Linked DNA regions of Mus musculus: all the other regions are linked to region 2. A link is a loop called in an ENCODE intact Hi-C map of the cell type or tissue named here. Cell type or tissue: heart. All regions are shown on one strand. Region 1 holds the start of Zfp628 (zinc finger protein 628). Region 2 holds the start of Ppp6r1 (protein phosphatase 6, regulatory subunit 1). Region 3 holds the start of Nat14 (N-acetyltransferase 14). Region 4 holds the start of Zfp524 (zinc finger protein 524). Region 5 overlaps Rpl28 (ribosomal protein L28).

Evidence for each region. A loop is a pair of places that touch in the nucleus more often than their neighbours do. Peaks named below come from ENCODE experiments on the same cell type or tissue, not always from the same donor. Only the 100,000 strongest peaks of a DNase experiment are listed, where the experiment ranks them.
Region 1: a loop joins it to region 2, with 2.1 times the contacts of the local background. A loop is called at or near these places in 3 of 42 quality-filtered maps.
Region 3: it touches region 2 in a loop (1.8-fold over the local background); 3 of 42 quality-filtered maps call a loop at or near these places.
Region 4: a loop joins it to region 2, with 2.0 times the contacts of the local background. A loop is called at or near these places in 2 of 42 quality-filtered maps.
Region 5: it touches region 2 in a loop (2.5-fold over the local background); 3 of 42 quality-filtered maps call a loop at or near these places.

Annotation. Positions count from the first base shown.
Region 1 is chr7:4,912,982-4,917,981 of GRCm38, forward strand. Zfp628 (zinc finger protein 628) reads left to right here and starts at 2,236. Exons shown (of 3, transcript NM_170759.2): 1 at 2,236-2,424; 2 at 4,429-4,535. It overlaps Gm51297 (predicted gene, 51297), which reads left to right and starts at 4,984; the gene lies at 4,984-5,000. In heart, no CTCF peak of the experiment used is centred here; DNase peaks (open chromatin) are centred at 2,240 and 2,898; H3K4me3 peaks cover 2,329 bases; H3K27ac peaks cover 2,373 bases.
Region 2 is chr7:4,656,444-4,661,443 of GRCm38, forward strand. Ppp6r1 (protein phosphatase 6, regulatory subunit 1) reads right to left here and starts at 2,507. Exons shown (of 24, transcript NM_172894.2): 1 at 2,038-2,507. Hspbp1 (HSPA (heat shock 70kDa) binding protein, cytoplasmic cochaperone 1) reads right to left here. Exons shown (of 8, transcript NM_001360629.1): 8 at 4,073-4,402. The coding sequence ends at 4,328. In heart, a CTCF peak has its summit at 2,623 (motif pointing left); DNase peaks (open chromatin) are centred at 1,288, 1,898 and 2,648; H3K4me3 peaks cover 3,352 bases; H3K27ac peaks cover 3,061 bases.
Region 3 is chr7:4,921,030-4,926,029 of GRCm38, forward strand. Zfp628 (zinc finger protein 628) reads left to right here. Exons shown (of 3, transcript NM_170759.2): 3 at 1-974. The coding sequence ends at 868. It overlaps Nat14 (N-acetyltransferase 14), which reads left to right and starts at 1,557. Exons shown (of 3, transcript NM_001358881.1): 1 at 1,557-1,610; 2 at 2,179-2,300; 3 at 2,874-3,977. The coding sequence starts at 2,229. The coding sequence ends at 3,422. It overlaps Ssc5d (scavenger receptor cysteine rich family, 5 domains), which reads left to right and starts at 4,792. Exons shown (of 14, transcript NM_173008.3): 1 at 4,792-4,950. The coding sequence starts at 4,926. In heart, CTCF peaks have their summits at 2,314 and 3,067; DNase peaks (open chromatin) are centred at 1,742, 3,192, 4,052, 4,702 and 3 weaker places; H3K4me3 peaks cover 4,942 bases; H3K27ac peaks cover 4,942 bases.
Region 4 is chr7:5,015,406-5,020,405 of GRCm38, forward strand. Zfp524 (zinc finger protein 524) reads left to right here and starts at 103. Exons shown (of 2, transcript NM_025324.2): 1 at 103-155; 2 at 2,032-3,083. The coding sequence starts at 2,070. The coding sequence ends at 3,035. It overlaps Zfp865 (zinc finger protein 865), which reads left to right and starts at 4,971. Exons shown (of 3, transcript NM_001290426.1): 1 at 4,971-5,000. In heart, a CTCF peak has its summit at 2,176 (motif pointing right); DNase peaks (open chromatin) are centred at 356, 2,056 and 4,996; H3K4me3 peaks cover 1,965 bases; H3K27ac peaks cover 2,309 bases.
Region 5 is chr7:4,793,490-4,798,489 of GRCm38, forward strand. It overlaps Rpl28 (ribosomal protein L28), which reads left to right. Exons shown (of 5, transcript NM_009081.2): 3 at 14-137; 4 at 575-693; 5 at 929-1,058. The coding sequence ends at 1,018. Among named protein-coding and RNA genes, the nearest start is that of Rpl28, 3.0 kb to the left of the region's middle. In heart, a CTCF peak has its summit at 2,712 (motif pointing left); no DNase peak of the experiment used is centred here; H3K4me3 peaks cover 1,334 bases; H3K27ac peaks cover 870 bases.

The sequences.
Region 1 (5,000 bases), 260 kb after region 2:
CCAGGCCTGACTTTGAAAAGAAAGCAATTAGGCACCAGCTCCAAGCAGACCACAAAACACAGAAACAAGGTCATAAAACTCCTCCCAAAGAAGACCTGGGGATAACCACAAAAATGGGGAAAATACTTTATCTCAGAATGGGCCATCTGCGCTGGGTAGCCCTACCTCATCCTATAGTTAAAGTTCGTGACATAGGAATGCAGGCCACTGACCACCCATGACCCCCCCCCCCCAGCCTAGCACTCACCAATGAAATTTTAGATTACCTGATCCTTCCTGACAGTCCCCCTATAAGAAGGCCTATGCACCTTTGTCTGGGGTTGACATTTTGAAAAATATTTGACCTCTGCATGCTGGTTGTTTCTCTAGAATAAACCGTCTTTGCATACTGAGTCTGAAGTCTTCAGCGACTTGACTTTCGGACCCTACAGGGTGTCTATTGTGTCACTGCATATCAGAATCTTGGAACTTTCTTTTTGACTTTGCAGGGCCTCACAGCTAAGGGGCTGCCTTGAATCTCAGGCGAGACTTTGAACTTAAATAATATATTTCTTTTTATGTGTATGTGTGTTTTACCACACTCATGTCTGTGCCTGTGTCCACGGTGTCTCGGGAGGGTTCTGTGGGACTGGAGTTACAGTTGTGAGCCACTGTTGTGGATTCTAGAAATCAAAGGCGGGTTCTCTGGATCTCTCTCTCTCTCATACATAAAATGAAAAAATGTAAATTACATTCAGCCACTTATTTTGTGTGTATGGGCATGCATGTATTTGCCACACAGCATAGATGCTGATTGGAGGACAACTTGTGGGAGTTTGTTCTCACCTTTCACCATATCCATGTTGTAAATGTAATTGCTATTTTCCAGATGTAATTGCCATCTCTGATGTCTACTGTTGAATAAACTCACCCTTTCTAGCTCTTTCTGAATTCTGGCTGGCTGGTTCAACTCAGCTTCTCTGGCCTAAACACCTCTCCAAAGTGACTGATTCTCTCAGCTTCTGACTGAATTGCTCTGCTTGACCTCAAACTAACTCTAGAAATCTGTTCTAATTTGGCTTCTTTTTATTCTCTGGCTCATTGTGTCTTCACCTGCAACTTGTCTCTATAAAACCATCTCTATGAAAACTACCTCTGAACTCCTCTGCATAGCCTCTCAACTCACTGATTCAACTGAACTGGTTGCCTAGAACTCAGAGATCTACATGCCTCTATCTCCTGAGTGCTGGGATTAAAGGCATGCACCACCAAACCTGGTCCTAAGCTTTTCCTTACCTGAAACTTGCTCTATTCCAGGCTGGCCTTGGACTCAAAGAGATCTGCTTGCCTCTGTCTCCTGGAATTAAAGGTGTGTACTAAGGTCATATCTGTGTTCCAGCCACAATAGCCATGTTGCTGGATTAAGACTCCTCTATGGCTTCACTGGGCAGCGAGCATCAGTACCATCAGTCTGAGCCATCTCACCAGCCCTCTAAGTTAGGGCTGGGGTGATAGCTTTGTAGTTAAGAACAACTGCTAGTTTTACAGAGGACTGGGCTTCGGTTCCTTGGGACCACACCAGACAGTTCACAACTGCCCTGTAACTCTAGCTCCAAAGGATCTGACACTCTGTTTTGGCTTCCTCAGGCACCAGGCACACATGGGGTGCACAGACATGCATGTGGGAACTCACATATACAGAGAAGGTAAAAATAAATAGATCTTAAGAAAAAGGCAGCCGGGCAGTGGTGGCGCACACCTTTAATCCCAGCACTTGGGAGGCAGAGGCAGGAGGATTTCTGAATTCGAGTCCAGCCTGGTCTACAGAGTTCCAGGACTGTCTCGGAAAAAAAAAAAAAAATTCAAGGCCAGCCCGTGCTACATGAGCCTACAAGAGCCCATTGTCTCAAAAAGTAAAAAACAAAAACAAAAAACAATTAAGACAACAAAAATAATCTATCCGAAAGTCTCAGCACAGGCTCAGAAAGCAAGCTTGGCCCCAGATACCAGCAGGCAGGGGAAAAAAAGCAGGCTTGTAGGGGCAACTCAGACTCCCGAGACCCAGGCCATCCCAGGCCATGCAGGAAGGTTGAGTGCCTCAGTTTCCTTCCCAGCACGAGGGAACAGGGTCTGCGTGTACACCACGGGCCTGAGGCTTGGACCCCCGGGATTCTGCATCTGGCGAACCCCAGCAGTGGGTGGGGCCGGGCCGGGCTTGGCGCGTTGCGTCATGACGCACGAAGGCGGCGGCGGCGGGGTTTGTGTGCGCGAGAGGCCGCCGATAAAGGTTGAGTGCCTCGCGCCGGGGGCCGTGGGGAGGGAGCGCGCCCCCGCCCCCTCCCGGGCCGCGGGTCCCGCAGCGCTGTGCCGGGCCCCGCTTCCCGTCAGCCCCCGCGGGAAGGCCCTGGGGTTCTCCTTGATCCCCCTCCCCGACCGGGGCCACAGGTGAGAGACCGGAGGGCGCGGTGGGGGAAGGGCCGGAGGGCGGAGTCGTTTGGAGAACGGCGAGCGGGAAACCGGAAGGGGTACCTTAAAGGGAAGGTCGCTATTTCGCCTCCGATATTTAATCTGTTAGGCCGGCTCCGCCCTCTTAAAGGGGTAAGGACAGTGTGTTTAGCTGCATTTTTGCAAAGCTTCCTGCCCTTTCCCTTCTCCCCTTTCTCCTAAAAGGGGGTTATTTCCTTAAAAGCGGGTGATAGTTTCCCAAACATTGAAGGAAAAGTTTCATAATTCTGCTGGTCCCTAGACTATCTGAACAAAGAGATCTTTTTTCCCTCCCAGATAAAACCTCATGTAGCTTAGGATGCCGTCAGACTCACTGTATAGCTGACAATGACCTTAAATTTACGATCCTGCTGCCTTCATCTGCGCGCTGGGATTACAGGCCTGCCTGTGCCACCACGCCCAGTTCTATGGTGTACTGTGACAAGAACCCAGAGCTTTGTGCATGCCAGTCATTAACCCTTAATAACCGAGCTACATCCCAAACCCCAAGAGCTTCCTCGTAAAGCCCAGACGCTTAAAGGGCACTCTCACTGCTAAGATGGGTCCCTGTTCCGTTGGGCCTCTTGTGTTAAAAGATATGGCCTCAGAGGCACAGACAGTTTCTGAACCTCATTTGTCACCTACACGCCAAAAGGAACAACAGCCCTTTAAAAAAACAATCCTTCATAGCCTATTGCCCTTTGAAAAAGAAATCCTTTATAACCTGTCAAAAGGGGGTGCCTCCCTCTCTTCACTCAGACTGTCTTTACTGAGCATGCTCTCTCCTGATGTTTTGGTGGGTGATGGATGCATCAGAGAACGATCGATCGAACGAAGCAGAGGTTCTCTGTTTGGATGATGTGAACATTGACAGAGTAGAACAAGCAGTAAGAGACTTATATGTTGATGGGACTGTCCTGGGGTACTGTCACTGCAGTACTGACTTCAGGATTTACTAGGGAAGGGTCAAGCTGGCACTGTGTTTTGTTACCAGTGGCATCCATCCTATTGAGTCAGGAATCCTGATGAACACCCATCCATTTATTAGACAGCCCCTCTGACAAAGAATGACCTGTCTCCAAATCTCTGTGCTGGTGAGGTTGAGAAGTCCTGGCTAGGGTGGTGGTGATGCACGCCTTTGAGCCCAGCACTCAGGAGGCAGATGCAGACATCTGAGTTCGAGGCCAGCCTGGTCTAGGTAGTGAGTTCCAGGACAGCCAGGGCTGTGCAGAGAAACTGTGTCTCAAAAAGACAAAGAGAAATGCTTGCCCTATAGTATTTAGAAGGTGATGGGCCCCGTGAAGAAGGGAGCAAATAAGGCATGGGAGGAGATCAGGGAGTGCTCAAGGGTGGTCTGAGGAAGGCTCTCTGGGGTGAGTTCTTGAAGACTTGGAGGTGACAGTGTGAGTTGTGGATGGTGGAGGGGAAGGGCACTAGGCATAAGGTGGTGGTAGCTTTCCCTGCTTAGTTGAACGGCTAGAGGGACAGGAGGCCTGCAAGAGGGGAGAAGACGGACGTAGTTATGCGCAGTCAGCAGGCTCCTGTAAGGGAGTTTGTCTTCTGTCCCCTTATAGGTGTGACTACTATCCAGGTTTGCCTCAGACTCATCCTCCTGTCTTAGCCTCCTCTTACCACACCTGGTTTAGCAGTGCTGGGGCTCACACCTAGGACTTTGTGTGTGTTGGATAGGCACTCCATCAACTGAGCTACATCTCCTGCCCAACCCTTAAGTTTTGTAACAGGAGAGCATAGAGGGAGAAAGACCTGGAGTTAGATTGTGGTTAAGTGTGAGGTATCTTGTGTCCCAAGCATTTGGAGCAAAGGAGAGGCCTGGGTAGAGTCACACTTTTAGAGTTTTCTATAGATTGTGGAATCCTAGGGGAGGGTAAGGGCTTTCAGAGAGGGGCAGTGGGGGCAGAGAGGAAGACAGCAGTTCTTGACTGAGCTCTGATTCTCCACCTCCAGGTTTAGAAGGATCCAGCCCGAAGGCTAAGGTGGTCACAGAAGGGAGAGTCAGCCATCTGCAGCTAGGAGATATGCTTAAAGGAAAGACTCAGCAGCAAGGAGCTGGGGTATGTGGGGACTGCAGGTACAAGGAGCTGGGGTATGTGGGGACTGCAGGTACAAGGAGCTGGGGTATGTGGGGACTGCAGGCACCTGACGTGGTTCCAGAGGGAGGGGCAGGTTAGTCCCCCTGACATATAAAGGGCTGGGGGAAGTGGAACAAGGGGTCTTGTTTCCTTACATATGCTGCTGGGATTGGGCCAGGAGAGAAGCAAACTGCTAGAGGATGCCATGGGAGGTCAGAGGCCATGGCATAGAGTATTTGGGGGCGGGGACCCTTGCAGTTGTCAGCTGCTACTCTTTTGGACTGCATCTTTGTAGGGATTCATCCTGTGTGCTGTAGGGTGCTGAGAAGCACCTCTGTCCCTGCCCTTGACAGACAAGCAACAGCCAGTGTCTCCAGACATCACAAGATGCCTCCTGGGTGGAAAGACATTTGGCTCGTTTGGGACCTGTTGGTGCCTGGATTGGAG
Region 2 (5,000 bases):
GCCAAATGTCTCCGAGAGGACATATCATACCCAATGAGAACTACTGGGATATATTATCAAAAATCAGATGATAATCCTAAGAGATACTGATTCGATATACTTGCTGTGTGCCTTGCATTCTGATAGGCATCTACAAACATTGCACTCAATATCCTGAACCACTTTACACAGACAGCCCTCCTATTAGCCCACTTATAGAGGAGAAACAGGTACTGAACACTTGCCTAACTTTTCCAAGGACTCACCACTAGGAAAGGCAAGCACCAGGACTCAAACTAAGTCTAACTCACAAAAACTCTTGCTCTAGGTAATTCCTCATTATACCAACCCTAAAACTAGAGTAGAGTCACTGAATTTGGGCAAAATGATTTGCATTAGGCAAAGGTTACCAGGAAAATAAATAACAAAAAACCCACAGGAGAAACATTTCAAAGAGCACAAGATAACTCCAAGTGCATGTGGCAGAACACAGCAAGTGCTCTCGTGTGAACTGTCCACATTAGCTGTGCAGAATGCACATAGAAACAACTCATACTGTGTTGTTGAAGCAATCCAGTCCCTGCAACACTGGCCTTGAGTCTGACAGAACTTCTCCTTTAAGATGGAAGCAACTCTGTGGCAGTTTTACAACCCTCAACCCAGTACCACATTTGTCATACAGTGCAGCTTCCTTTCCAGAAACATCTTGCCTCCAGGTAATACATCCTCAGTACAATTGCCTCAGTATATAAGGAGTGGTCAAGACCATAACTCCCTTGGACTGGCAACATAAACATTAATCCCAGGTACTTAGAAAACTGAGATTAGACGATTGTGCGTCAATAGCCCACCAGCTCTTCAGAGTTCAAAGCAAGCCTAAAAAAATTTGCAAGATACTGCCTCATAGTTTAAAAGCAATAGGAGAGGCTCAGGCTATGTGTAGCTCAGTCGGTGGTAGAATGCTTGCTCCGTGGCAGGAAAACTGGGAGTTGAGCCCTAGTACCACCACCGAAGGGAGGGGGGAAAAGGACTACCAACCAGGTCACTTAAGGCCCTGGACAGCAGCTCCAGCCAAGCCATTCCACCCTTGCCCTCTTAACACTTCAACCCACTCCATCCTGGCTCCCTCAGTGTTCCCACCTTCACATATTTGCACGCGGTGTTTCTTCCACCTGGAAAGCTCTTCTTCCCACTCTCCATCTGTTAACTCCCACTCAGCCTTCCTCGACAGAAAAGTCACCCATCCGGCCGGTCTCACCAGTCTCTCCCACTCTGCGGCCTGCTGCCACAGCACCCTGGGTTACCACCATCACAACACACAGTAATTGTGACTGTCCAGCTCTGCCTTTGGCTCCCTGAGTAGATAAAAGTACCAGGGACTTCCACTGACCACTCCCTCCTGGACCCAGCAACCAAGTTCTGCCCTCAATGGGCCTCATCTCACAGAATACCCAGTAGCGCACCAAACAGTGGTTCCAAAGTGCCTCCTCACCACAGGAAACTAGGGACAAACAGGGACAGGACAGCCACAGCCAAGGCGAAGGAAAAGACCTGTTTAACCTTGCCTTCCTGAGCAGAGGGTGAGAAACAAAAAGGTCAAGAGTCCACGAAGGCTGGTGAGAGTGAAAAGAGTAGGTAGACACAGAGGTGAGCACAAAAGAGCAGGCAAGAGGAAGGAAAGAGAAAGGCACCCTAGAGGAGGAAGACTACGACAGGGGGGACAGGGGAGTGGGCCCAAATCCCAAGAGAGCTGAGTCAGAATGATAGGTGGAGGTGATGTAGATCCCAGTGGGAAGAGATGGGGGCTGGGGGCTGCGGGGAGAAGAGTCTAAGAGACTTAGAGAGGGTCCCCAATAGACGAGGAAGACGGGCTGGGAATGACAGCGAAGTAGACACAGGCCCGGCGACAGGAAATAGACTTGATGATACTGGCAAGTGGCTAAAAGACTTAGGGAGTGAAAGGGAGGATACTAAGAGACTCAGGGGCGCTCAGGGAGATTTGAGGAAAAGACTCCGGATTAGAAGGCGCACGCCCGGGAAGGCAGCTGCGGGGCTCACCTGCGCGGGGGGGCGGCGGCTCCTCGCACTCGGGGCTCATCGGGGCGCCCCTGCCGCCCCGCCGCCGGCGGCTCCGGCCCTGTCGAGGGGCCGGCTAAGAGGGGCGGGGGCGGCGCCGGTGGGCTCGCGCAGGCGCCCGGGCCGGAGCTCGCGAACCCGCGCAAGCGCCCTCCAGTCACAGGGAATCCCCTGCCTCACCACCGAGCTTCGACGAGTTCGGGTCGTCGCGAAAAAGTAGGCGCACTCGTTCCACCGCAGAGCTCCGTGGCCGACGCGAGGCCCGCGCAGGCGCCTCCGAAGCAGGGCGACGGGGGAAGTCGCCGCGGGTTACACACTGACACGCCGGCACCCGCGGGACAGGAAAAAGAAGCCTCCGCAGCCCGACGGGTGCAGAATTGCACCGAGAGCCGACGCCCGTCCCCTCGGCTTTACTGTCACCCGAAGCGGCTGGGTCTCCCCGGCCCCAGCCGTCCACCTTAAGGCCTCCGACGCAGGGCTACCTCCGCCACTGTCCCACAATGCCCCGAGCGCGGGAGGACGCAAGAAGACAGGCTCCGCCCTCTCGTGGTCGCTCTCCGTGCGCAGGTGCGCGAGAGGCCGCTAGGTCGGCCTGGCGAGGCGCGTGCGCGGTGAGCGCTGGCGCCCAGAACCCGCCCACTCCGGAACTCCGCGGCTGTCCGTGCCCACGGTTGCCAATGTTCTCTCCCTGAATAAACCTAGAGGGCCCAGTGCGCAGGCGCTGCTGCAGCCAGAACCCCGTTTTCTGTGACTACATTCCAAAATCCGCTGAATATTCGGTTCTAGGATCTTTCGCCCTGAAAGCTACCTTCGGAAATCCGATTGTTATTCCGACTCCTTCAACCATATTTCTTTGACTCGAGTCAACTCCTAAGAAATCCATTCCAACTTTTCGTCCTCACGCGAAGCTGGTTGCTTTTGTTCAGTCGGGTTCGTCCCGGATGCCTAAGCGTCTGCCGAGGTTTTCTGGCTGACCTCCTACTCAGGCATTTGCCCAAGCCGCGTCTACTGTTGCCAGTTGCTGCACAAAGCCTCCTCTTGTAACAACCGGGAGGAACCCCTTAACGCCGGGATTCAGTCACTAAAGGGCCTTTTCTAGCGCTGAGCCTCGGTTTACCCCAACTTTCATCCCCTGCTCCTTCGTGCCCGTTTTAGAGGTCAGCTGTAAGGACTAGATAAATGCATGTAAGAAACATTAGTTTTCCTTTTTTAAAACAGCAGATTAGGACTTTATATTTCGGGGACATTTCACGTCAGTCATTATTTTGACTTTCAAGGGATGTAGATATTTTTCTCCACCCCTTCTCAAATGGCTTTAATGGACTTGCACAGATTAACACCTGTCAGTAATTTTTTTCGTCTTGTCTCTCCTGGGCTGTGCTGCTTTTAATTTTTGTTCGATCTTGTATCAACTGAGTTCTGTGTAAGAGAGCACCTTCATATTAAAAGTGAACACTAGCTCTGCTCCCTGTCTCCTTTAAGTTCAGCCTGCCCCCCCCCCCCACCCCACCCCCAATTCCAGGATGGGTCTTCTCTCCCCAGTTAGACCTTTCTGGAAACTCATACACACACTGGAGATGTGTTTCCATGGTGATTCTAAATCCTGCCAACTTGGCAATGAAGATTAACTTTCACACAAAACTTCAAGGATGTCGAGCTGGCTTCATGGGCAAAGGTGGCTGCTGTGCAAGCCCATAACCTGGCTCAACTTAAAATTCGATCCCAATACCCACATGGGAGAAAGGGAGAATCAATGCCCCACACTGTCCTCTAACCTCCATTCACAGGCCATGCCCCTCTTTATACACTCAAATATGTTTTTAAAAGTACGTGTGTGTGTGTGTGTGTGTGTGTGTTAAAGAACAGATGGTCCCAGCACAACACAGCAAGAAAAGACAGCAGCTCTGAGGTAAGAGCAACACTTATTATACCTTTAGTGACCATCTCCCCAAATCCTCTAAGCTCAGCCCCTCCTTCCTTCCATAAGAACCTTCCAAAAAACAATGCAAGACAGCATAAGGGAGCAGGAGAAATGTTTTTATTTGAAGAGCAGTGTGGACATGAGAAGAAAGGATGACAGAAAGCAAGGGAGGGGATCAAGGGGCCAGCACCTTTCTCAGCAACCCCTCCAGGGGGCTACCCAGAGATGGGCTGGCAGGCCCAGGCCCAGGCCCAAACAAGGCCTGGCAATCCCTTAAGAGAGAGTGCCTGGGAAGGAGGGAGGCAGGAGGCCTGGGGTTCCCACGGAGAGAAAGCAAGGAGCCACCTGGTCTCAGCGATCCATGCTGTCGTCGGTAGGGCTAGAGAAACAGGTCTGTAACAGCTTTTCACAGAACTCCAGCTCCTCCTGGATCAGGGTGAGAGGAGTCCTGAGCGCGGGCAGACCTGCCTGCCATACATTCAGCAGGCAGAACACTCTCCTGTATTTCTAAACTACCTGCCACCTTCCCACTCCGGACGCCCAGCCTTTCCCAAGGACCACTGCGCCAATCATGATCACTTGCCCTGCTCATGGGTTTCTGAACTCCACACATAGAGTCTTGCGGCCTCCCAGACTGGTCAGTCTTCACATCAGCCCCCTAAGTTCAATCCCCACAACCCACTGATTGAAGGGAAGAACTGACTCCTACACATTTTCCTGTGACCTCCACCTGGGCACCATGGCACACATGAGCCCCCACCCCCAGTAATTAGATTTTTTTTTTTAAGTTCCATTTTTATGGGTATGGAGAAGGGTGTGTGTGCGTGTGTGTGTGCGTGTGTGTGTGAAGACAAGAGGGCCCCAGAAGCCATCCACCTTGTGTGTGTGTGTGTGTGTGTGTGTGTGTGCACGTGCACGCATATGTGTTTGGGTATGAGTGCATCCGTGTGCACATGGGTGTGGACACCAGAGTTTAACGATTATCTTCCTCAACTGTTTTCCATCTCTTTCCCTTTCCTCACGA
Region 3 (5,000 bases), 260 kb after region 2:
AAGGCCAGGCCCTCGGTCTGTTGGGAAAGCTGGACAGGGGACAGGGGTGGTGTGGTTTCCAGGCCCAGGTGGTCTGGGGCTGCAAGGAGGGGCCAATGCAGGGGCTAGCGGGGGAGGGCAGAGCCTCATTGTTCTGCAGAATGTAGGGAGTGGGGAGACAGGACCACAGGAAGTGAGTGGGGTCCAGCTTCAGCCAGCACAGGAAGTGGCCACGGTACAACTACAGCCTGCACAGGAAGTGACTACAGTCCAGCTACAACCAGCACAGGAGGTGACTACGGTCCAGCTCCAGCCCCTGACAGGCCAAGTCTCCAATTCTAATGGAGGAGCTGGCACTACAGAAGCTCCAAACCTGCTGCTGGTTCAGAGTGGGGCAACTGAAGAGTTGCTGACCGGCCCTGGGCCCGGGGAAGTGGGAGACAGTGAGGCCGGTGCTGGTGTGGTCCAGGACGTCCTGTTTGAGACACTGCAGACAGATGAGGGGCTGCAGAGTGTGCTGGTGCTGAGTGGGGCGGATGGTGAGCAGACTAGGCTCTGCGTGCAGGAGGTGGAAACGCTTTCCCCCGGTCTGGCGGAGCCAGCGGCCACTGGCCCATCAGGACAGAAACTCCTTATCATTCGTAGCGCCCCAGCTACTGATCTGCTAGAAAATAGCAGCGTTGCAGGAGGCACCACAACACTGCAACTCCTGGCCCCGTCAGCACCTGGCCCGGTCTCTGCCCCTGTGGGGGTGCCCGTAGCTCCCCCGTCCCAGATGGTACAAGTGGTCCCCGCAGTGGCTGGACCAGGGGTCATGGCTCCCCAGAACTTGCCCTCCATCCAGATTGTGCAGACTCTTCCTGCAGTCCAACTGGTACACACGTTTTGAAGAGACCCCCTCCCCGCAATTAACTGTTCTCCTCAGCTGGGCTGGGGTCAGCCCCAGAGTCAGGGGGGCTGCTGGCTGGACTTGCTAATAAAGACCCAGAATCTCTTCCTGGTTTTGTTTTCATGGGGGAGGTATAGTCATGGGCATAGCCCCTGCTTCAGACCTGGAAGTCTTCATTCTTGCTTCCCGGATCTGAGGTGACTTGCTTTGTACTTGGAGGGCTAAATGCTTCTCCGGGGTGGGGTCCAGCTCCCCCATCCTTTAAACTGTTAAGGCTTTTACTGTGCTGGGGGTGGGAGGGCGGGTACACTTGCAGAGGACAGAGAGACAGTGGGAGTCAGTCATGTGGGTTTCCTTTTGGCAAGCTCTCTTACTCCCTGAGCTATTTCTCTGGTCCTTTCCCAACCTTTGTATGTATTCGTCTGTAGTTGTACTTATAGCAGGGAGGGTTAGGGATCAATTTCTGGATTTTCCACTTCTTTCCTATAAACCACCCTTACCTCACCTGAAAGGTAGGTAGAGGAATATTATTAATTCAAACGATACCCCAGGTGCCTCCGGGTTGAGAATAAGGTCTCAGCTGATGGGGATGCTTGATGCTACCCCTCATCCCTTCCCTCAAAGACCCAAGCGCCAATGAGATTAGGTTCACAAGCAACGCCTCCTCTTCCTGATGCTCAGGTCGCTTAGCAACGAAGGACCAGCAAGAAAGGAGCTGTGCTAATCCTCCCAGGCAGGCCGGGTAAGAAACCCTCTCTGTCCCCCACTCCCATCCCCCCTTCTCCAAGGTTCTCCCACTGGCCTCCAGCAGGTCACAGCTCTTCCCTCGTCCTCGCAGTTTCCTCCATTACTCCCAACCCCTGCCCCATAGTGGGGGAAGCTTGGCAACAGTTGCTAAGGTGCCGGTCTTGCCTCCAGTCGGGAGCGTGGACGTCACTTCCGGTGGTGACCCTCTCCTGCCCCTGCCCCCCTTCTCCCTTACTGTCAAGGGATTCGAGCAACCCCGTGGAGGTGCCTTTCAGGGCCCTGTTTCTGCTATGTGGGGTGGGACCACTTCAGGAGACCGGCTGCTGGAGTTTGGATAGGGGATGAGTTTACAGGCAGATCAATGAATGTCTTCTCCGGAGTGGGGGACGATTCGGGACGATTTTCAGAGCCCCACTGGGTATGGAGGCACCTGGCCTGCCACTGTGACAGTCTTCTTTGGCAATGCTCTAGGGTCCTTGGCGATCTGGGAAACACTGCGGCCCATCCCTCCCAGGGCTCTTAGAACTCAGGTGCCCACCTAACACCAACCTACTTGTTTTCAGCAGGTGTACAACGTCAGCTCCCTTGGGGAGGGGCCTGCCTGGGGGCTACCATGGCCCCTAACCACCTGTCAGTGCGGGAAATGAGGGAAGATGAGAAGCCCCTGGTGCTGGAGATGCTGAAGGTGAGAGGCCGGCAGGGGCACCAGTGAGCATGCGCAGCTTCTTAGGGCCATTCAAAGTGGGTTCCATCAGCCCCGCCCACCTGCCTGAGCTCCGGGGGTCCTGGGGGAGGGGATTTTCGCCTCAGCTGTTTTTAATTGGTCTCTTTTCTCTACTGCCTTCTCCCTACTTAAACCTCAGCTGCCATTTTTAAAAAAGCAATTGAAAGGGTGTAGGGGCTGGGTGTTCAGGTCTCTTGACCTCCATTCAGCCCCACTTACCAGTCCCAAAATGAGGGCTACTGAGACACACACACACCCCAGACCTTCCAGCGAAGAGCCCATGTCTTCACTTTGCCTATCCTGTTCAGTCTCCTTTGGTGCGTTACCTTAGCATGCCATCCGGACTCATGGGCCTCAGGTCCTAAATCAGTTCATTTCATTCGGGCAAACCGCATTCATTCGCTCAGCCCTTAACACCCAATGGGCCAGACTGGGACCACCCCATCCGCTGGCTTCTCTTCTCACTTGAGAAGAGAAATCCTTCCTCGGAAGTTCTTATGTGATGAATGGCTGAGCCTCTACTCCCACCCACAGGCTGGTGTAAAAGACACGGAAAACCGTGTGGCCCTCCACGCTCTGACACGACCTCCAGCCCTTCTCCTCCTGGCTGCAGCCAGCAGCGGACTGCGCTTCATCCTGGCCTCCTTCGCCCTGGCCCTCCTGCTGCCCGTGTTTCTGGCTGTAGCCGCTGTGAAGCTGGGTTTGCGAGCCCGATGGGGCTCTCTGCCTCCACCAGGCGGCCTGGGAGGGCCCTGGGTGGCTGTCCGTGGCTCCGGCGATGTGTGTGGAGTCCTGGCTCTGGCCCCTGGTGCCAACGTGGGGGATGGAGCCCGAGTCACCCGCCTCTCTGTCTCTCGATGGCACCGTCGCAGGGGCGTGGGCAGAAGGCTGCTGGCCTTTGCCGAGGCTCGAGCCCGAGCATGGGCTGGAAGTATGGGGGAGCCTCGGGCCCGGCTCGTGGTCCCAGTGGCTGTAGCCGCTTGGGGGGTGGCAGGGTTATTGGAGGCCTGTGGCTACCAGGCAGAGGGAGGCTGGGGCTGCATGGGCTATATGCTGGTTAGGGAATTCAGCAAAGACCTGTGATTAGAGACCATGCCCACTGGATAGATGGGCAGAGAACCAGCACCTAAAGAACACCTACTGTGTGCCAGGCACTTTACATCCCCCCCTCAGTGTCTACCTAGTCTGCTGGGCTGATAGTGAAGCACCGAGGTTGATGGACTTACATTCCCAGTGTGCCTGCCAGCTGCAATGAGGACTCTAAACTCAAGTAGAACAAATCCCTTCTTGGTCTTCTGGGACCACTAGAGGTCACCGTGTCCAGTCCTTTGCCTCACCCCCACTGCCCCAGTCTGTATGCACTGAAAAACGTCGGGTTCTGGGTCTACAAAGCCCCTGCTGCCTGTGTTTGAGGTCTGGAAGGGAGATTTGAGGAAAGAGAGAGAGAGAGAGAGAGAGAGAGAGAGAGAGAGAGAGAGAGAGAGAGAGAGAGAGAGAGAGAGACTAAAAGTTAGAGTCTGTGACAGGGAACTCCCAAAGGGGACAGATCTTCTGGGAGTGGGTGGGGCCAGGAGCACAGTGTCTCCAAGCCCATCTGGTTTTTTACACTGTTTGTTAATAAACCCTGAAACTTCTGTGTGCCTGTCTCCTGTCTGATGCATTTTCCAGCTGCTCTCTCCAGACTCCCTCCTTCTGTCTGGCTCCTCCTCTCCGAAGAAGTTGACATTAATTGCTAGGGAAGTGTGTGTGTTGGGGGGGGGGGGGGGGCGCTGGGAAGAGGAGAAGCAGTGAGCTCACAGCGGCAGCCAGTCTTTGCCAGGCCTTCTGAGTCATGCTCCCCATTACCAAAGTTTTCCCCCTCACAGCTGCCTGGTGTGTGTGTGTGTGTGTGTGTGTGTGTGTGTGTGTGTGTACCCCCTCCAGACCGAAGCCTTGACCCCTCAGTCTCTCTACCCTCCATACCTTTGTTCTGGGAACTGGTAATAAGTTCAGACACTCTTTTCTCGAATCGGCACTGGGAGCTTCCCATCCAGATTTACCACAGTGGGTGACAAATGGACAGGAGTTTTTCAGTTTCTTTTCCTGATCTAGGAAGTCCCTCCTAGTATCTGGCTTCAGGCCCTCATGCTACTGCAGGATTCCCCAAAATCTGTCCACTCCCAGCTGCACTTACTTGCCTGGCTGGACAATAAGAGGAGGCAGAAGGGTGTGCCCTCAGCCCTGTCCCCCAGACACCCAGGCCTGCCCCTTCCCAGAGCTGCCATCCCCATAAGCATCTCTGAGCACGTGGCCCTCTGGAGCCTGGCTGGCCGCCTCCCTCCAGTGTGGGTGTTTGCACTTGAACACCTCCCTTCTGCCTGCCCCCCGCACCCCCCCCTCCAGCCTCAGCTGTGGCCAGCCCCCTCCCCCTCCTGTCCCCTGCTGCATCCCTGCAGCCTCTCTCCCTCCTGGCAGAGCCTTCAGCCCAGCCTGCTCCTAGCTGTCCAGGGCTCCTCAGCAGCTGCTTCCCTCCCTGGCTGCCTCCTCCTCCCCTCTCCTGCCCTCCTTCCCCTTTCACCCCATCCCCTGCCCCTGGACTCTGCGAACATGAGGGGCTTGGCCTGCCTCCTTGGTGAGTGATCCATTTCCTTGGGGGGGGGGGTAAGCACCTTAGGGGCCTGG
Region 4 (5,000 bases), 360 kb after region 2:
GCGGGGTCCAGCTCACGCTCTGCTACCTCCCACACCCCCGCCCCGCCGCCGCCTAGGGGCTGGGCCCCCTCTCTCCCGCCCCTTCCCACGCTTCGGCCCGTCGCCCCCGGCGCGCGCGCGCGTACACACGCGAGCCCAGGCAGCATGCAAATGAGGTACCCAGAGGCGGGGGGCCCGGGTGGGGGGGATGGGGGAAAGAGGGTGGTCCCGGCGCGCGCGCATAAGCGCGCACCCGGCACCTGTTCCCAGCTTCTTTGCTCTCTCCTGCGCACGTCGACCTCGCGCCCCGCCGAGCGGTCTGGGCTCGCGCGCGCAGACCCCCTTCTGGCAGCCCCTGCCACCAATGTCCCCGCGCCGCTCATTGGCCACCGTACCCTGAGGGCCCGCCCCGCTTGCGGGCTGGGCCACTCGCGCCTGACAGGCACGCGTCGTACCGGACTTGTGGGTGGGAGAGGGTCGAAGAGCCACTCTGTCACTTCATAGGTATGTTTCAGAAACTCAGCTTCTTGTCCAGGCTTCCTCATCGTGCGAACCATATGATCCTGGACAAGTTGCTTCTGTGTGGACCTCATGCTATGTGCATATTAAAAGGGGGTGCAAGTTTTGGGGGTGTAGCTCAGGCCCAGTATGTGTGAGGCCCTGATTAGGATAGCCAACACCACACACAAAACTTTAAACCAACCAAACAATAAAATAATAAAAAGAGGGGTGCAGGGTCCCCCGACAGAATCTGCTGCTAGCTGCACCTTTGACCTTTGACCCCAAGTACACTCAATTCCTACTATCCTGGGATCTTGTGGGCACTGGGGAAAGTCCTGGAGCTTTCTATTTTCTAGACTGTGCACTAAGGACATTTTTGAAGCTTCCTCATTCCTGTCGATTCTCCCAACAACCTTGGTATATTGACTTTATAGAGAAGGAAACAGACTCAGGCAAAGCCACTTGTAGAATCACATGGTGATTGTTGGCCAAACTGGATCCAAATGAAACCCTTTGAAAATGTTCCCTCAGAGGATTGCTGTGAGGCTCAACGACCAGTGCTGTAGTGCTGGCTCTTATGTTCACAGCATGTCTGGGTTAGTAGGTAAAACCAATCAAACAAACCAATAAACAAAAATCCCCGATTTCCATCTTACAAAAGACACAAATAAGCTCAGAGAAGTAAGGATCTTGGCTAAGGTCACACAAAGGAAGGGACAGACTCAGCATTTGATTTCTGGGTATATGACTTCAAAGCCCAGACTCTTAGCAACTTTCATATATATCTTTCACAAATCAATAGCTTTTGGCTAGGACTTGTCTCTCTTCATGCCCCCCCATCTCTGTGGGGAGCAGGAGCCTTTTGAGACCTTTGTGACCCAGAATTTGATGGGCTGTTTCAAGGCCTACATTCTTAGCTGGATTTTTTCAAAAATTTATTTATTTTTGGCTTGTTTTGACTTTAAAGGCTTTTTGTAGTTATGTTGATGTAATGAAAAACTATGACCATAGCAACGTATAAAGAAAGCGTTTTAATTGGAGGCATGCTTATATTTTTCAGAGGGTTAGTCCGTGATCATCTATCTTGGTTGGGAGAATGGTGACCAACAGGCTGACATGGTGCTGGAACAGTAGCTAAGAGCTGACATCTGATCCATAGGTTTGAGGGAGGAGGAGACTGGCTTGGTGTGGGATTTCGAAACCTCAAAGTTCACACCTAGTGAAACACTACTCCATAAGGCCACACCTACCACATCAAGGCCACACCTCCTAATCCTTCCCAAACAGTTCCACTAATGGATCCAAACACTCAAACATAGAACCCTGGTGGGAGAGGGGGATTCTTATTTAACCTCCATGAAAGAAAAACTAGATCCAAAGGTTAAGAAGTTATGGGACACCCTTTGGTGGAGGGCAGTCAGCATGTCTTACTAACTTATACAGAATGTCTTATATGGATCTCAAAAGTCTTTAGAAGGAATAGGTGAGATACTGGGGTACACGGGGGCTTAGACCCTCACCACACTGACACCGCCCCCTCTCTTCTCTTAGCCGGCTCCAGTACCCAGACTCGAGCTCCCCACTTCTCAATGGACAACCCCAGCTCAGACCCGTTGCCTTCAACTTTGTCTGGGGAGGAAGAAAAACCTCTGGCCTTACTGCCTCCTGTTCCCCGGGGGCGCCGAGGCCGACCTCCAGGGGGAGCCACCACCTCCAATCGGACTCTCAAGTCCTCCCTCCCTCGAAAGAGGGGCCGTCCCCCCAGATCAGAGCAGGAAACCCCGTTGACAGCACCAGTGGACAGCGGTGGCAGCAGCGATCTTCTGTTGATCGATGATCAGGGTGTTCCTTATACAGTTCCTGAAGGGTCAGCAGCAGATGGGCCCCAGGGCTCTGGTTCCAAGAGGGCTCCGCACTTCTGTCCCGTGTGCCTGAGAGCCTTCCCCTACCTCTCTGACCTGGAGCGCCACAGCATCTCACACTCAGAATTGAAGCCACACGTGTGCAAAGATTGCGGCAAGACCTTCAAACGGTCCAGCCACTTGCGGCGCCATTGTAACATCCATGCTGGCCTTAGGCCCTTCCGTTGTGTGCTCTGCCCTCGCCGTTTCCGAGAGGCAGGGGAGCTCGCACATCACCACCGCATCCACTCTGGTGAGCGACCTTACCAATGTCCCTCATGTAGGGTGCGCTTCACCGAGGCCAATACTCTCCGGCGCCATTACAAACGCAAACACCCAGAGCTTGTGGGGATGCCTGTGCGCCTGTGCCCCCCAAACCCAAGAACCCAACCGCTGTGGGACGACGACGAGGGCATCCCTGTTCAAGAAGGGGTACAGGAGGAGAGTCCTGAAGGAAAGGAGCCTACTTGGCCCATATCCTCCACCACTTCTCCCCTGTCTGGGTTTACAGCAGGGGGTTCAGCTGGTGCTGGGCGCGGGCAAGAAGGCCAAGACACCCTTGTTTCTGGTGGTATTCCCACCATGGAAGGGGATCAAAAGCAGGGACCTAAACCTCTGGGTCCTGGTGCCATTGGGCACCCTCCTGTGGACTGAGAAGCTCTGGGAGGCATGGGCTGTGGAAATAAATCCCTGCCTACTGACTTCCACTGTGTGTTCAGTCATGGTGCCTGTCCCTTTCAGTGCTCCTCCATTACCTTGCCTGACAGTGGTGTGTGTGCGTGATTGGAGACAACCCCATCTCACACATCTCCCTAGCTTGGTGCCAAAGAACCAATGACTTGGAACAAGCCTTTGCCCAATCTGACCTCCACCAGACAAGTACTACAAAAATTTTGACCTACTATGCAAACGTGAGTCAAGGCTCCATCCTAGTTAAATTCTTCCAAATTCTCCATAGACACTTTTTGCTCCCATTTCTTTTCCAGAGAACTTCTTATTTGGAAAGAAAAACTAAGTTGAGGGCTTGATGTATGGGCCAATGGCCAGCTGGAGGGTGTGATTTGAGGAGTGTGAACAGCATCGACCATCTCAATAGCATTTAGAGAGAAGGGTGTGAGCTTGAGAAGGCAGGGCTGAGATGATGTTCAAAACTTGTGCAGTAAAAACTTAGGTTGGAGCTGCCCAACCCAAGAGGAGGCTGAAAATTTGTCTGAGGGTCAAAGAAGTTTAGGCTTGGCTGGCAGAAAGCAATTTAGAGGGAATGAATGGTATTTAAATGAAGGGTGGGGCTTAAAGGAAATACTTTCAAAATGAAGCAGAGTTCAAGATTGTTGTTGTTAAGAGATCTTTTAATAGAGGCTTGCGAAGCTGAGCCTTCAATCCCAGCACTTGGGAGGCAGAGATAGGCGGATTTTTGAGTTCCAGGCCAGCCTGATCTACAGAGTGAGTTCCAGGACAGCCAGGGCTACACAGAGAAACCCTGTCTCGAAAAAACAAACAAACAAACAAAAACAAAACAAAAAGAAAAAAAAGAGGCCAAGGCTTAACTGTTAGACGTGACTGCCATTCAGGCCATGGAGAGGGAAGAAAAACAACAAGGGAGAGCTTGGATGCATAGAATTAGGCTTAGCTGTCTGTAGTGTAATGGGGCTGAATTAAGAAAGATTTATAGAGCTCTGAGTGGCTAAGTGTAAAGTGTGCCAAAGCTGTGGTTCTCATCTAAGAGTGCATCAGAAGTGTTTCAATTCAAATGGATTCCTAAGATCCATCCCAACGCTTTATATTCAGTAAGTCTGGGTTAAGAGTTAAAGAGCATTGAGCTAATTGATGCCAATGGTTGCTAACAACTAACTTTAAAGGAATGCTTTCAAGGTGCGAGGCAGGACTACATACAAGTCATTAAAGAGTCATCACTATAATCCCAGAATTCCTGAAGGCTCTGGTAGTATTGCTGCAAGTTTGAAGCCATTATAGCCTATACAAGAGTTCAAGGCCACCCTGAAGCCCGGCGTGGTGGCGCACGCCTTTAATCCCAGCACTTGGTATCCAATGGCAGGCGGATTTCTGAGTTCGAGACCAGTCTGGTCTACAAAGTGAGTTCCAGGACAGCCAGGGCTATACAGAGAAACCCTGTCTCGAAAAACCAAAAAAAAAAAAAAAAAAAAAAAAAAAGGAGTTCAAGGCCACCCTGACCACAGTGTGAGGAGGCTCTGTCTCAAAAGAAGAAATAAATCAAAAGGTTTAAAACAACAACAACACAAAAGAAAACCGATGTCCCTTATATGCAACAGGCTGTACAAAGCTTTTTTGTGTAAGGGGCAGGATTTAGAAGGGGGCGTGGCTTGTAGGTGTGACCCGTCTGAGAGGCTGGAGTTCCAAAAGTAGAGATTTGGAGCGAAGAAAGAATAGAACAAACTAATCGGAGGTGCAGAAAAAGGAATCCGACCGGCCTATAACGGGACGTTCAGAGATGGGCGTGGTCCAGCCTAGGAAGCGAGGCTTTGGCTTGAGACCCGAGTCTAGGGTGCGTCCTAACCGGAAGCCTGGAGCCTGTGGGTGGTGCCCTAAGAAGAAGCGGGCGCAATGGGCGCATGCGCACTAGGCCCCGTTCGCCCACCG
Region 5 (5,000 bases), 140 kb after region 2:
ACCTATTCCCCAGGAGCCAAATAATCTGAAAGCCCGAAACTCCTTCCGCTACAACGGGCTAATTCACCGCAAGACCGTCGGAGTGGAGCCGGCCGCCGATGGCAAAGGGGTCGTGGTAGTTATGAAACGCAGATCCGGTGAGCCTTTGCACACGATAGCGCTCCCTTTTTCCAGGGTCCAGAACTGCCCTTCCTCTGACTTCCCGGCTGTGTAAGGTGATCTTTAAATTAAGAAGTGTAGAGAGAAACTTAAGTACAGTTTCTCTATGTAGACCTCAATGTCCTGGAACTCTACATCAGGTTGGTCTAGAACTCAGAGATCCACCTGCCTCTGCTTCCTGAGTGCTTGGATTAAGTGCATGCGCTATGTCCCTCCTGTATCTGGGAGGTTCCTAAAGAGGGATGGGATTTTCCCGGGCTTTAAGACTTACCTGTGACAGTCACCTAAGGGATGTACTGAATGGGCTGGAGGGAAGATGGGGTGAGCATGGTCTTCAGAGAGGCTCTGTGTTCCATCAGGCAGATGCTCTGAAGGGCTCATGCAGATGGACTGATTCCTAGGCTTTCCTTACCAGGTCAGCGAAAACCTGCCACTTCTTATGTGAGGACCACCATCAACAAGAATGCTCGGGCTACCCTCAGCAGCATCAGACACATGATCCGAAAGAACAAGTACCGCCCTGATCTGCGTATGGTGAGTAATGGATGGGTACTTAAGGCAGGGGGGCAGCTGGTACTAAACCTGAGGGGCTGCATGCAGGCCTGGGTGCTTGGCTCTGCCTAGCTGGAGCTAGACTCGGGACTTTTGATCACTCACACACACACACACACACACACACACCCTGCCTCCCCGGAGTCCTAGGAAACAAGCAGCAGTAAATGGGAGTGTCTTTTGAGTTTGTGAGCTAAGTTCCTTGTCCTGTCCTCAGGCGGCCATCCGCAGGGCCAGTGCCATCCTTCGAAGCCAGAAGCCTGTGGTGGTGAAGAGGAAACGGACCCGCCCCACCAAGAGCTCCTGAGCCCCACACGCCCGAAGCAATAAAGAGTCCACTGACTTCCATTAGGCCTCCAAAATGTTTTGTGCTCATTGAGCTGTGGCTCTGCGCTGTCTTTAGTTGTGCTATCAAAGCTATTAGAACTTGTTCATCTGGAGTGAGGGTTGTTGGGGATAGAAGCTGTTCAGGGCCATCTGGGTACCAACAGGAGTGAGAGCGGCTTGTGCAGGACATTCAGTTGATTCCTGTGGAAACAGGAGTGAGGGTAAATGACTTCAGGGTTCTTAGCTGCTGACACTGTCAGATATCCTGAGCTTGAGGCTGTCTCACCAGGTCTTAGTCCACTGACCCAGATAAGGCCCCCACCCTTCAGTTGACAAGCCTCCTTATAAGAAGGAAATGGGAGGTTCAATACCCGGTTTCAGAGTGAAGTCTTCAGTTATCAGATGCTCTGATGTGTGAAACAGTGATACTCCTGAAGGAAACATTCTGGTGGGTGTCAGCTGGGACTTTGTGCTGCTGCAGTAGAATTTCAGTGTGAATTGCTGACCTTAGAAAATGTCAACAAAGTCTAGTGTTTACCAAATGCATGTCCTTTATATTTGTAATCTCAGCATTCTGGTAGGCTGAAGCAGGTGACTAAGGCCAGCCTTGTTTATAAAGCAACTCCGAGAATACCCAGGGCTATAGAGACGACCACATCTCAGAAATCAGCCATTGTAAGTCTATCTGGGTGGGTGGGTAAGTAAAGTGAGTATACAGGTGTACTGAGGGACTCAGTGGCCATTTCTTGCCCCTTCCAGCCAGTACTAGCATTTCCTGGAAAACTTGAGGCTCACATGCAAAATAGTACCCATACCATTTTTGCTGGATTTTTGTCGCTGCTACACAACTCAGGCCAAAGTGCTGCCTGGGCTTTGGTCCCAACTGGATCATTGTCCATTCCAGTCCGACTTGAACTATTTTCTTTTCTTTTTTTTTTTTTTTTTTAAGATTTTATTATATGTAAGTACTCTGTACCTGTCTTCAGACACACCAAAGGAGGGCATCAGATCTCATTATGGATGGCTATGAGCCATCATGTGGTTGCTGGGATTTGAACTCAGGACCTTCGAAAGAGCAGTCATTGCTCTTAACTGTTGCCATTTCCAGCCCCTTGAACTATTTTTTTTTTTAAAGATTTATTTATTATATGTAAGTACACTGTAGCTGTCCTCAGATACTCCAGAAGAGGGGATCAGATTTCGTTATGGATGGTTATGAGCCACCATGTGGTTGCTGGGATTTGAACTCACAACCTTCGGAAGAGCAGTCGACGCTCTTAACCACTGAGCCATCTTGCCAGCCCCCCCTTGAACTATTTTTAACCCAAGTTTAACTCATGGCACCTCTCTCCCCACTGATAGACCCTGGCTCAGCTCACTGAAGTGAACTGAGACCCTTATGTTTTGAGATGCTGGTGAGCATAGCGTTCTTGGCAGCAGTCCACCCTGTTGACCTATCGACGGGAAAATATTTTTTTTAACTTATACTCATTTTTATTGGGGTGTAAATAAGGTGAATTCACCCTCTTTGAAAAAGCATGTGTAGGGGCTAGAGGGAAGGCTCAGCAGTTAAGCACTGGCTGCTCTTCCAGAGAGTTCTGACCTCATTTCTCAGTATTCAGCTTTGGATCACACCATCTATAATGGGATCTGATGCCCTCTTCTGGCACACAGGTGTACATGCAGACTTAGGACTCAAATGAATGTAAAAAAGCCAATGTGGTACATGCAGGAGGTCAGAGGAGGATGGTGTCCTGATTGTTCCTTTTAAGACAGTCCCATTGAATTGGATTTAGGCTCGGAAGTCAGCAACCCCCAGCTTGTCTCTGCCCACCTTTGTGCTGGGAGTACAGTACAGCTGTGTGGCAGCATCTGGCTCTGTTGTCCATGAATCAGTTTGCACATGGGGAGGTCAGAGGACAATACATGGTTTTATTCCTATACTTTTAGGTGGATTCTGGAGGTCAAACTCAGGTTGCCAGCCTTGAGGGCAAGCTCCTTTTACTAAGCTTTTTTTTGTTTTTCGAGACAGGGTTTCTCTGTGTAGCCCTGACTGTCCTGGAACTCACTTTGTGGACCAGGCTGGCCTCCAACTCAGAAATCCACCTGCCTCTACCTCCCAAGTGCTGGGATTAAAGGTGTGTGCCACCACGCCCTGCTTTCACTAAACTATCTTGTTAGTCCATGACTAGCTTTGTAAACAATTTTTTGTTTTCTCAGTGTAACTCTGCCTGTCCTGGAACTGGCTCTTGTGCTGGGATTTAAGGCATATGCTGCCACTATTGAGCTTAATTTTTATCGATTTTAATGAGACAGGTTCAGTGTCTGTTGCCCTGGCTGTCCTGAAACTCACTATGCAGACCAGGCTGGCCTGGAACTCGGATCCTCCTGTCTCCTGGGATTAAAGGCGTATGCTGATCCCGATCTCCGCTATGACTGGCTTTCTCCTGTGGGTGCTGAGGATTTGAACCCTGCTGTCCCTTCCCTCACTGGCCTGCATAGCAGTGTAGTATAACAGGCTGCCTCTGTTGGGAATACAGTTTGCACCATCACATAAAAATCAGTCTTTTTCCAGGACAGCCAGGGCTATACAGAGAAACCCTGTCTCGAAAAACCGGAAAGAAAAAATGAGTCTTTTCCACCAGGTTTAATGTCCTGTAGGTTACTTGGCGTGCCTCCCTGTGTTTCCTTGCATGGCTGAGCAGGCTCAGCTGTAAGTCTTTGGGAATGGAGGTAGGTTTTTGTGCAACTAGAATTGGTCAGGAGGCCCACTTGCATTTCCTTGTTGATCTGTTTACTAATTAGTTCAACCACAGCCTGCACACTTAGAATGCTCATGAGCACTTGGAGGGATGGCTTAGTAAAGACCACTTGCTCCTGCAAAGGACCCAGTTTCTTTCCCAAGAACCCATGTCAGGCTTCTGTAACTCCAGAGAATCATTGCCATTGGGCTCCACAGGCACTTCTGTTCACATGCACATTCTCACAGATACACAAATATGTATGTACGTTTGTGTGTGTTTCATATATATGAAACATGAGGGAACCAACCTTGTAACTTCTGCACTGCATCCAAAGAGGTGCTCGGTAAATGCTTGTCACGGAACGAGCAAGAGACAGATCCTCTTCAATAGCGTTTCTTCCAGTTTCTATTAACTTCACCACTGACCCCGATGGAATCCCATAGGAAATAGTTCCCAGCATCTGTGTATAATACATCAAAATACCAGAGTTGCTTAGGGTTGGGAGCCGGTTGGTAGGCAGAGAGCACACACACAAAGGAGTTTCCCTCCCCAGAAGTCAAATTGATAGTGATAATCATTAATCAGGCAGATGGATAACATTTACCAGCAGGACAATCCAAGGCCTCAGATCTCTCCAGGACAAGTCTTTTTGGCATGAGCAGTGTTTGAGCCAGCTCAGCTGAGTTAATCTGTACTGTACAGCCTATCCCCAGTCCTTGCCTTACCTATACTGAGCATATACAGAGATCCAACTGTAGGAATGCAATCTATAAACAAAATTGTTTTTAAATTGTGTCTCAGACTAGTATGGGCTGAGTGTACCTAGCAACTTTCACAATTTTTCTGTACATGCAAAACTGTCCTAAAGCCGGGCGTGGTGCTGCACGCCTTTAATCCCAGCACTTTGGAGGCAGAGGCAGGCAGATTTCTGAGTTGGAGGCCAGCCTGGTCTACAGAGTGAGTTCCAGGACAGCCAGGGCTACACAAAGAAACCCTGTCTCGAAAAACCAAGAAAAAACCAAACAACCCAAGTCATCCTGTTCTTGAGCCATCTCCTCAACCCGCATGTTTAAACGTTGTGCATTCATACAGACTTTCCTCCCAAAATAAGATTAAGGAACTGGGTGCCCAAGAGATAGGATGAGAATGAATTATTCCAATGCAGAACTACAGCAATTTGTTTGTTTTTAAGATAGGATTTCTCTGTGTAGTCTCAGG